Regions from separate parts of the Homo sapiens genome. Here region 1 is linked to region 2. Evidence: chromatin contacts called from ENCODE Hi-C or POLR2A ChIA-PET data. All regions are on one chromosome and are shown on one strand. Each heading gives the region's core, a stretch centred on a gene start or an enhancer-like site at or near the end of the contact. The rest is flanking DNA. Distances are from core to core; before and after follow the strand shown.

What was found. Hi-C counts contacts between places; a loop is a spot of excess contacts on that map. ChIA-PET counts read pairs that join two places held with the same protein, here RNA polymerase II (POLR2A). Pooled maps may share reads with other maps.
Region 1: a loop to region 2 is called in a map of PC-3, with 2.2 times the contacts of the local background. The contact joins two enhancer-like sites. A Hi-C loop is called at or near these places in 1 of 168 maps with a recorded cell type or tissue (PC-3) and 1 of 50 pooled maps. POLR2A ChIA-PET finds 5 or more read pairs at or near these places in 3 of 52 experiments (Caco-2, H1 and HEK293T).

The regions. Positions count from the first base shown.
Region 1 is chr20:51,657,776-51,663,511 of GRCh38, forward strand. All of the region lies in intron 13 of ATP9A (ATPase phospholipid transporting 9A (putative)), which reads right to left. Among named protein-coding and RNA genes, the nearest start is that of ATP9A, 110 kb to the right of the region's middle. Within about 2 kb of position 3,321, at least 8 of the 41 ENCODE cell types and tissues checked have a DNase peak (open chromatin) inside an H3K27ac peak, as active enhancers do.
Region 2 is chr20:51,983,021-51,988,704 of GRCh38, forward strand. No RefSeq gene overlaps it. Among named protein-coding and RNA genes, the nearest start is that of LINC01429, 120 kb to the left of the region's middle. Within about 2 kb of position 2,136, at least 6 of the 41 ENCODE cell types and tissues checked have a DNase peak (open chromatin) inside an H3K27ac peak, as active enhancers do.

The DNA of each region.
Region 1 (5,736 bases), core at 2,071-4,570, 320 kb before region 2:
AGCAAGGCGTCAGGAACAGCCAGAGGAAACCTTGGCCGGATGGGACTCACTGCAAAACGGCACCTGGCTCCCCACTGAAGCTAGACTTTCGGGTGTAATGGTAACTGTGCTCAAGTTTTGCCTTGCAGGCTGACTTTAGACCCCAGCTCTTGCCTGAGAGGCAGCTCCATGGCATACAACTGGCCTTCTCCATCCCTTCCTTTCCAACTGGCAACACAGCTCAGCCCCTGAAAGGCCAGGAATGGGTTAAGTCTTGGAAAAATGGTTTTGAGCAACATGGTAAAAAGAGCACTGAAGGGTAACCAAAGCTAAGCCTTATTCTTGGATGGGTGGCAAGCAGCTAGGACACCTGCAGCAAGTGGTGTCTGTCCTCTGAGGCTGTTTCCTGTCAACGAGAGGAGTGGCCGGGCACGGTGGCTCACGCCTGTAATACCAGCACTTTGGGAGGCCAAGGCGGGTGGATCACTTGAGGTCAGGAGTTCAAGACCAGCCTGCCGAACATGGTAAAACCCTGTCTCTACAAAAATACAAAAATTAGCTGGGTGTGGTGGCACTGTAATCCCAGCTACTCGGGAGGCTGAGGCAGGAGAGGAGTGAACTAGAGGTGGTTTTCAATCCATGCTCCACACTGAGCCCCAGGAATCCTGAGAAACCCGCTCAGCACCACCAACTGCAGCAGGATGGGAGATGCAGCCTGCAGCTCCGTTCCTCTGTCACACATCGGGTGCCACCTATGCTTCCTTTTTTTTTTTTTTTTTTTTGAGACATGAGTCTCACTCTGTCACCCAGGCTGGAGTGCAGTGGCATGATCTCAGCTCACTGCAATCTCCGCCTCCTGGGTTCAAGTGATTCTCCTGCCTCAGCCTCCCGAGTAGCTGGCATTACAGGCGCCCGCCACCAAGCCCTGCTAATTCTTGTATTTTTAGTAGAGATGGGGTTTCACCATGTTGGCCAGGCTGGTCTCGAACTCCTGACCTCAAGCGATCCGCCTGCCTCGGCCTCCCAAAGTGCCGGGATTACAGGTGTGAGCCACCGTGCCCGACCCCCACCTAGGCTTCCTTTGAAGAAAGGGTTCTACTGCTTTAGAATATAATGAAAATTAAGACCACTGGCGGGGGGGGGGGGGGGAAGGCTCATTGTTGAACACAAGCCAAATGCCCTCGCATCTGATCAACACCTGCCTGCATCTCCAGCTGTCCCTCATGCCATCTTCCTCCCGTTCCCTCTGCTCCAGCCATGCTGGCCTTTCTGTTCTTTGGGCACTGCCAAGCTTCTTCCTGCCTGAGGGCCTCTGCACTTGCTGTGCCCTCTGCCTGGAACCCCATCCCCCAGCTCACTGCAGGGCTGGCTTGCTCAGTCTCATCATTCAGGCCTCAATTCAACTTTACCTCCTCAAAGAGGCTCTTCCTGGGCCCCCCAGTTCATGGCACTCCACTTGCCTTCCCGTTGCAAGTCACATTTTGGCAACACCCTGTGTGTTACTCTCTTCATTGTCTAAATTGGCCTATTTACCTGACGGTTCCCTCTCATTAGACCATAGAAACAGAAGGCTCACCTGAGTGAGTTACTCATCACTGTATTCCTAGTATCCAGGGCAGTGTCTGGTATGTAACAGATATTTGCTGAACAATTAAATTAATAACTTAATAGTCCCAAGGTGGTGGTAGGGAGTCCTCAATTGACATGCATTTTTTTTCATTTTCAAGAAGTAACAACTATGAAATCGACATCAGTTTCAGATTTTAAATCACAGATTTAGACAAGGGGTCACCTACAACAGTCTTACTGAATCCACAGCCAACTGAATTGTGGAGGCTAGAAATGTGTATGGAGTTACCAGATTCTACATTCTATTAAAAACATATTTATCCAACAGGAGAGAAGTGATCTGATCCTTTAAAATGAGTCGCACTTTACACCCATGACACCCGATTGCCCAAAATAGAGAACAGATGGGTTACAAGAAACAAGAAAATGACTTTCACTTAATTTTTTAATACTATTTTTAGTATTAGCATTAGACTCCTCAGGTAATTAGACAATTACTAAATTATTCTGGTCACTGCGGGGACACAGCGCTCTGCCTTCCTGCTCTGTTAACCTCTGGTGTCAGGAGCACACGAGTTTCACTTCCAGGCCAAAGGGCACTGCATGGTAACAATAATTAGAGTAATGAATCAGAACTCCGGTTTAAATGAATCATTATTTGCCGAGTGCTTTTAATTATAAAGAATTTAACTCTAAAATTATAAAGAAAAGATTTACAGAAAGGTTCTCTATTGGAGAGACTAAATCGAGAACCCTTTTTTTAAAAAATTCTATAATTTAGGTTCTAGCCACGAACACGTGTCTTCATTTCTGTCCGCATTCCTCAGCACCTGGACCAAATCGTTATTTAACATTAGGCGCAATAACAAGACCTTTGACAAAGTAATTACTGTGGTTGGCAAGTTTCAGTATCCACGGATTTAAATGAAAAGCTGTACTGAGGGCATCCTTCATGAACTTCTGGATTTTGTAAAGCAATCTGCTTTCATATCTACAAAAGTCAAATGCTTCCACTAATATTTCAAACATGGGATAACACAGAGCCATGGGATTTTGTATTCCAGGTGAAACAATTCCCAAGCAAGGCAAAAAGAGAACCACAGACGGTCAGATGTTGACAAAGGCCTCACTCAGGAGACCATCTGACAACGAATGAATTAGAAGACTACTATGATAGCCTGACCAACATCACAGGCCACAGGTTCAATGCCTCCACCCACATATCTTTCTCTCTTAAATTAATACTTTCCCACCTTTCCTACTAAAATGTTCCAGGAAGGAGAGGAAATACTCATTGGTGCTGAAACTGCTTCTTTTAATTGTTAAATAAAGTCTCATTTGCACACCAAATGGTCATGCGCATACATCCTTAAGGCACTGAAACTGACCAGGGGCTGTGTTTGGATGATGCCTGTCTTAGGCCTGGCCTTCAAACATCCTCACATTCCCCATATGGAAGAGTTTCACATTGTACAGTGTTTATCTCTAACCTCCTCCCCATAGGCCCTTTAACCTACACACATTTCTTCTTACTTAAAAAATACCAGGGGAAAACAAAAACAGATGTGGCATCCACAGAGGCAGGTTATGACTCTTTTTGCCCTGGGGAAAAACCACTGGTCCCCTTATGGAGGGAGGGAGGGCAGAACAGCTCCACACGAGGTCAGAAGTGACTTCAGAACCAAGCACAGGTCACTATTGGGAGAGGAATTAAGATCTCCAAATACAAAGGGCCCTGACTTGGGCCCCTGGGCGGGTGTCTCGAATCCTATAAAGCCCCTGAGTCATTTATAGCATCCCAGCCAATAAATGAGACACCAAGGCAGGGAAAATAGGCTTCCCTTTCCCATTAGTAATCCACAGCTAGGGCCATTTCCTGACAAGAACTCCAGCCTGTTATTACAGAAAAGATTAATACAAAAATTAAACGTTGAGTCACCAGGAATGCCAGTTTTCTTTCCAAATGCAGTTAAAACTTCACCACATATGGGCATTCATACTATTAATGGATATTAGGAATGGGTTGCAATTGACTGAAATACACTTTTTTTTTTTTTTGAGACAGGGTCTCACTCTGTTGCCCAGGCTGGAGTGAAGAGGCATGATCACAGCTCACTGCAGCCTCAACCTTCTGGGCTCAAGTAATCCTCCCACCTCAGCCTTCTGAATACCGGGACCACAGGCGTGCACCACCATGCCCAGCTTTTTTTTTTTTTTTTTTTTTTTGGTAGAGACAAGGTCTCCCTCTTATTGCCCAGGCTGTTTTCTAACTCCCAGGCTCAAGTCAACCTCCCGCCTCGGCCTCCCAAAGTGCTGGGATTATAGGTGTGAGCCACTGCACCCAGCCAGAAATACACTATTAAAGATAAAGAATTTCTGTTATGATAACCCTAACTAACCTGCCACATCAAAAAAGCTCAGAGCTGATGACTCACTCACCTCAAAGGGCCACCATCAAAGAGACAGGCTCAGAGCTACTACCTCCAAATGAATCAGCTGAGCCACAGGCTGATTAAGTGACTAAGTAAATCCAATGTTTACTGTTTTAGAGCAGACATCATCTGCAACACAAAGTCAATAAATTTAAATGTACCCATATATCATCATCATTCTCAACTTGGATGATTTTGACCCTCATTTGGTCATGTCTGGAGACATAATTGGTTGTCACAACTGTGAGGGGACAGGGGTACTATAGAAATCTGTAGCATGCTGCTTAACCTCCTACAAGGCACAGGACAGCCTCCCATGACAAAGAATAATCCAGCCCCAATAATGAGAAGCCTGACAGCCACTGAAACTATAAATCCAGGGCTTAGGACCAGGGTGAGTTAGCGCAACTGAACTGTGCTAGCACAAGGTTGGATCTTGCCTTCATTTAAAATTTCAATATACTGTTCTTCACGAATGTTTTGCGCTTGAGTTTTTAAAATATTGCACTGCGCCAGGTGTGGTGGCTCACGCCTGTAATCCCAGCACTTTGGGGGAAGACGAGTGGATCGCCTGAGGTCGGGAGCTCGAGACCAGCCTGGCCAACAGAGTGAAACCCAGTCTCTACTAAAGATACAAAAATTAGCTGGGCGTGGTGGCAGGTGCCTGTAATCCCAGCTACTCGGCAGGCTGAGGCAGGAGAATTGCTTGAACCTGGGAGGCAGAGGTTGCAGTGAGCTGAGATCACGCCACTGCACTCCAGCCTGGTTAACAGAGCAAGACTCTGTCTCAAAAAAAAAAAAAAAATTTTTTTTCACCAAAGTATGATTTGCTTTATTTATTTTTTTTTTGGCACCCGGTTAAATTTGCTATGTGAGTTCCTCACTTGTCTTACTCTAGTCTGGACTGTGTTATGAAACCATTAAAAACCTTGACATGAGTGAAAAGAAGGAAGTTAAATAGTGTTATTCTGGCAGTGGTTCTTAACCAGGAAGGCTTCTCAGAATAACCAATAAAGATTTTTTAAAATATACACGCCGGGCACAGTGGCTCACACCTGTAATCCCAGCACTTTGGGAGGCTGAGGCGGGCGGATCACCTGAGGTCAGGAGTTCGAGATCAGCCTGGCCAACATGGTGAAACCCCGTCTCTACTAAAAATACAAAAATTAGCTGGCATGGTGGCAGGCACCTGTAATCCCAGCTACTCAGGAAGCTGAGGCAGAAGAATCGCTTGAACCCACGAGGCAGAGGTTGCAGTGAGCCAAGATCACACCACTGCACTCCAGCCTGGGCAACAAGATCGAAAACTCCATCTCAAAAAAAAACATTTTTAAAATATACATACTTAAGATCCAGACCCAAAGAATGCCGTACAGCCCAGGCATATATTTATATTTATATTTTTAAAACTTTACAGGCAATTCTGGTGGTCAACTCTAGTTAAAAAAGAAAGGAATATGATGGGTTCTCATTGAAAAGAAAACAGAGACAGAGAGAAATAAAGAACGCATCTATCCAGACACACAAAGGCAGAGCATTTGGCGTTTTGTCCACCCAGGTGTTAATACTGGTTACTGCCGAATGATATGAATACAGGTGAATTCAATGTTTTGTCTTTGTGCTTGGCCGTATGATTTATTTTTTCTGCAAAAAAAACTTTCATAAATACCAGAAAGTTTTTTCAATGAGTAAAAAATGAAGTAGGCTCCATGTCCCAGAGAAAACCACACTGACAAAAAAAATTCTTCCTCAAGAG
Region 2 (5,684 bases), core at 886-3,385:
CAACAGAGTGAGATCCCATCTCTACAACAATGACAAGTTAGCCAGCCATGGTGGCACACATCTGTAGTCCCAGTTGCTTGGGAGACGAGATGAGAGAATCCCTTGACCTCAGGAGTTGGAGGTTGCAGTGAGCTGAGACTCCGTCTCAAAATAATAATAAATAAATAAATAAAATAAAATTCTAGGGAAGCAGTCTAATCTGCTAAAGGCTGTGCAGCTGGGGCTTGCTGTCTGTTCAACAAGGGAAATTAGTTAAGTGTGGAGAGGTGATAAAGATCTATTAGCACCAAACAGAGACTTTCTCCTTAATGTAATCCGAAAGATTGAAGATGAACCCCTGTAGATTTATTGTGTTTTTTTTTTTTTGAGACGGAGTCTTGCTCTGTTGCCCAGGCTGGAGTGCAGTGGTGCGATCTTGGCTCACTACAAGCTCAGCCTCCCGGGTTCACGCCATTCTCCTGCCTCAGCCTCCTGAGTAGCTGGGACTACAGGCGCCCACCAGCGTGCCCGTCTAATTTTTTGTATTTTTAGTAGAGACGGGGTTTCACCATGTTAGCCAGGATGGTCTTGATCTCCTGACCTTGTGATCCACCTGCCTCGGCCTCCCAAAGTGCTGGGATTACAGGTGTGAGCCACTGCGCCCAGCCTATTTATTGTTATTTTATTTATTTTTATTTTTTTGAGACAAGGTCTTGCTCTCCTGCCTCAGCCTCCCAAGAAACTGGGATTACAGGTGCGCACCACCATGCCCGGCTAATTTTTGTATTTTAATAGAGATGAGGTTTCACCATTTGCTGAGACTGGTCTCAAACTCCTGGACTCAACCGATCCTCCTACCTCAGCCTCCCAAAGTGCTGGGATTACAGGCATGAGCAACCACACCAGGCCTTATAGCATTATTTAATGCCACATCCATGCACCATCTAAATTATCTAGCTTATGGACAATAATAATCTTCAGACCACACCTTGCAGCCATTCCTCACTTTGGGGAAACTGGCACTGCCAGAGTTTCTCAAAGCATTTTCCATAGTGATTTGATAGGCATTAAACTGATCTCCTAATCCAAGACTTTTTTCAATCCTTATGCACTGAATGAAGAACAGTTTCACTTTTTTAGGACCAAAGATTGTTTACCAATAACTTACCTAATATTAAAATATGGTTTTAATGCCCATTTGCTTTAGGGCAAATAGGAGGGTTATAAAACCTCACTGGATGGATCCAAGAGGAGAAAAAAAAAGATTGGCTTTAAGGGAAAAACAAGAATGCCTAATTAGCTTTTTGTTTTGTTTGGGTGACATCACATGTATCATTAGGCTTAGAAAGTTCATTTGCCACCTTATTTGTATGAGTTTTTGAGTTCCTTCCATATCTATTTTCCTGTATTGGGGCTTTTTTTTTTTTTTTTTTTTTTTTTTGAGACGGAGTCTCACTCTGTGGCCCAGGTTGGAGTGCAGTGGCATGATCTCGGCTCACTGCAACCTCTGCCTTCAGGTTCAAGCGATTCTCCTGCCTCAGCCTCCCAAGTAGCTGGGACTACAGGTGCGTGCCACTATGCCCAGCTAATTTTTGTATTTTTTAGTAGAGACAGGTTTCACCATATTGGACAGTCTGGTCTTGAACTCCTGAACTCGTGATCTGCCCGCCTCGGCCTCCCAAAGTGCTGGGATTACAGGTGTAGGCCACCGCGCCCGGCCGCGTTGGGGCTTTTAGAATTGAATTTACTGTCTGTGAGAGTTCTCTTCTATTTCAATTTTAGGGCTAAAGAATGTGGTTTTTTTTCCCTCCAGGCAAATGAGATTAAATAAATATTTAAATTTTGTGTGAAGTTTATTTAACATTTTCCACTCTTTGCTATTGCTTAAGTGCAAAGTTTTGTCTTTTTTTAAACATTATAATTGCTACTTAGAATTCTAAGCTGTAATTTTGCTGTTATGTAAATTACACAACTTCAGTAGTAAAACCAAGCAAATAGTATTTATTCCTTCCTCTGCCTTGGAAACTGATTCCTTCTGAAAATAATTGCAGAAACTAATGAAAGCAAGATCCAGTTCCTGCCTAGATTTGGCTGGTCTGATTTTAAGCCACTCCCCACAGGAAATAACAGATAAAATGATGCAATACTAGCTAGCATTCCTGGCTGTTTCTGACAATCCAGGAGCTATGTGACTAATATATCAAGTGAAAAAAATATTTCCTTGATTAAAGTCATAATAACATATTATGTGTAATAACACAGGGAGTATAGATGACTCAGATTCCAGGAATAATAGAAATTGGTGGCTCAGCAACTTAAAGCAGCTAGAAAGGATTGTTATGCCACATGGGGGTTGGAGAAGGGCTTGCCAATTGCACACTGAAGTTAAACAAAAGCCTAACTTAATTTTTATTCCTGGTTAAAAAAAAGTCTATTATGTACATCCAGCCAAAAAACCAGTGCCTTAAACAAGATAAATGCGTATTTTCTCTCAATTAAACACTACATAGGTAGTCTAAGGCTTCAATGACTCTCCTTGGTCCCAAGCTGCTTCTTTTTTAATTTTTTTGAGATGGAGTCTCGCTCTGTCGCCCAGGCTGGAGGGCAGTGGCGCGATCTCGGCTCCCTGCAAGCTCCGCCTCCCGGGTTCACGCCATTCTCCTGCCTCAGCTTCTGGAGTAGCTGGGACGACAGGCGCCCACCATAACGCCCGGCTAATTTTTTGTACTTTTTAGTAGAGACGGGGTTTCGCCATGTTAGGCAGGATGTCTCAATCTCCTGACCTCGTGATCCGCCCGCCTCAGCCTCCCAAAGTGCTGGGATTATAGGCGTGAGCCACTGCGCCCAGCTCCAAGCTGCTTCTTTCTTGGTTCTCTGCTTTGCAGAGTCAAATGACCTCATTGCCGAAGATGGCGGCATCCAAGTTCCAGGCAGCAAGATGGAGAAAAGAACAAAGAGAAAGCAAAGATACCCACCCGAGGCTTGACACTTCCATTTATATCCCATTGGCCAGAACAAAGTCACGTGACCGTACCTAAGCTACAAGGGAGGCTTGGAAAGGTAGCGTTTCTTTCTGAAAAAATTCAGCCCTGCTGAGAATTCAATTCCATGGAAGAAAGAGACAGGATCTTGACAACTAGAACTTTCATTAAAAAAAAAACAGGCCGGGCGCGGTGGCTCACGCCTGTAATCCCAGCACTTTGGGAGGCCGAGGCGGGCGGATCACGAGGTCAGAAGATCGAGACCATCCTGGCTAACACGGTGAAACCCCGTCTCTACTAAAAATACAAAAAAATTAGCCGGGTGTAGTGGCGGGCACCTGTAGTCCCAGCTACTCCAGAGGCTAAGGCAGGAGAATGGCGTGAACCCGCGAGGCAGAGCTTGCAGTGAGCCAAGATCGCGCCACTGCACTCCAGCCTGGGCGACAGAGCAAGACTCTGTCTCAAAAAAAAAAAATAATAATAAAAAAAACAGGCCAGGCGTGGTGGCCCACTCCTGTAATCCCAGCACTTTGGGCGGCCGAGGCGGGTGTATCACCTGAGGTCAGGAGTTCGAGACCAGCCTGGCCAACATAGTGAAACCCTGTCTCTACTAAAAATAAAAAAAAAATTAGCTGGGCGTGGTGGCGCGCAACTGTAGTCCTAGCTACTCCGGAAGCTGAGGTAGGAGAATCTCTTGAACCCGGGAGGTGGAGGTTGCAGTGAGCTGAGATCACACCACTGCACTCCAGCCTGGGTGACAGAGTGAGACTCTGTCTCAAAAAAACAAACAAACAAAAAACCAAAAACAAAAAACCTTTTTCTTTTTCTTATTATTTTTTTGAGTCAGAGTCTTCCTTTGTCTCCCAGGCTGGAATGCAGTGGCACTATCTTGGCTCACTGCAACCTCTGCCTCCCAAGCTCAAGAAGTCCTCCCACCTCAGCCTCCTGAGTAGCTGGAACCATAGGCATGTGCCACATCACCTGGATAATTTTTTTGTGTTGTTTGTAGAGACAGAGTTTTGCCATGTTGCCCAGGCTGGTCTAGAACTTCTGAGGTCAAGCAATCCTCCAGCCTCGTCCTCTCAAAGTGCTGGGATTATAGGTGTGAGCCGCCAGGCCCAGCTGATAACTAGAACTGTCTACCAAAACATAATTGCCTTTCTGGGCTTAGCCCAGAGTTTCATGTAGATAAAATATTCATTAATTCATTTAGTCATTCAATTGCTTAATTCAATAAATATTTATTTATTTTTGAGACAGAGTCTCGCTCTGTCGCCCAGGCTGGAGTGCAGTAGCATGATCTTGGCTCACTGCAACCTCCGCCTCCCGGGTTCAAGCAATTCTCCTGCCTCAGCCTCCTGAGAAGCTGGGACTACAGGTGCACCACTGCACCTGGCTAATTTTTGTATTTGTAGTAGAGATGGTGTTGTGCCATGTTAGCCAGGCGGGTCTTAACCTCCTGACCTCAGGTGATCCACCCACCTCAGCCTCCCAAAGTGCTGCGATTACAGGTGTGAGCCACTGCGCCCGGCCAATAAATATTTATTGAGTACCTAGTATGTGCCAGGCACTGTTCTATGGGCTGAGATATACTGGTAAATAAAACAAAGTCCCCTGTCCTCTTGGGGCTTACATCCTAGCAGGAAGGGAAAAACAATAAATAATAAATATAAGTAGTTACATTACTGCTGTGGACTAAATGTTTGTGCCCCTCCAAAATCATATGCTGAAATTCTAACCCCCAGTGTGATGGAATTAGGAGGTGGGCCCTTTGAGAGGTGATTACATCATGAGGGTGGAGGCCTCATGAATGGAATGAGGGCCCTTATTAGAAGAGACACAAGAGCTTGCTCTTGCTTTCTGCTCTCTGCTATGTGAAGATACTAGAAGGTGGCCAGCTATGAACCAGGAAGTGGGTCCTCAGTAGACACTGGATTTGGCAGTGCCTTCATCTTGGACTTCTCAGCCTTCAGAGCTGTGACAGATAAATTCTTGTTTTTTAAGCCACCCAGAGGCCATGCCAGAGGCTCATGCTTGTAATTCTAGCACTTTGGGAGGCTGAGGCAGGAGGATTGCTTCACCCCAGGAGGTTGAGGCTGCAATGAGCCAGGATCATGTTACTGTACTCCAGCCTGGTAACAGAGTGAGATCCTGTCTATTAAATAAATAAAGCCACCCAATCTATGGTAATTTGTTATAGCAGGCTGAATAAGCTAAAACAATTACATAGTGTATTAGAAAGAATAAGTTAATAGATACAATAAATTATGTTTTTTTTTTTTTTTTTTTTTTTTTTTTTTTGAGACAGAGTCTTACTCTGTCACCCAGGCTGGAGTACAGTGGCACGATCTTGGCTCACTGCAACCTCCGCCTTAGCAATTCTCCTGCCTTAGCCTCTGAAGTAGCTGGGACTACAGGTGCGCGCCACCACACCGAGCTAATTTTTGTATTTTTAGTAGAGATGGGGTTTTGCCATGTTGGCCAGGCTGGTTTCAAACTCCTGACTTTAGGTGATCCACCTGCCTCGGCCTCCCAAAATACTGGGATTACAGGCATGAGCCACTGCGTCTGGCTGATACAATAAATTATCACAGTAAAAAAGAAAAATGAGGAAAGGGATGTGGAAGTGAAGGGAGGTGGTGGTAACTTTACATATGTGGTCAGGGGTTGTCCTCATTGAGAAGGTGACAATTGTGCAGACTCAAACAAAGTGAGGGAGTGAGG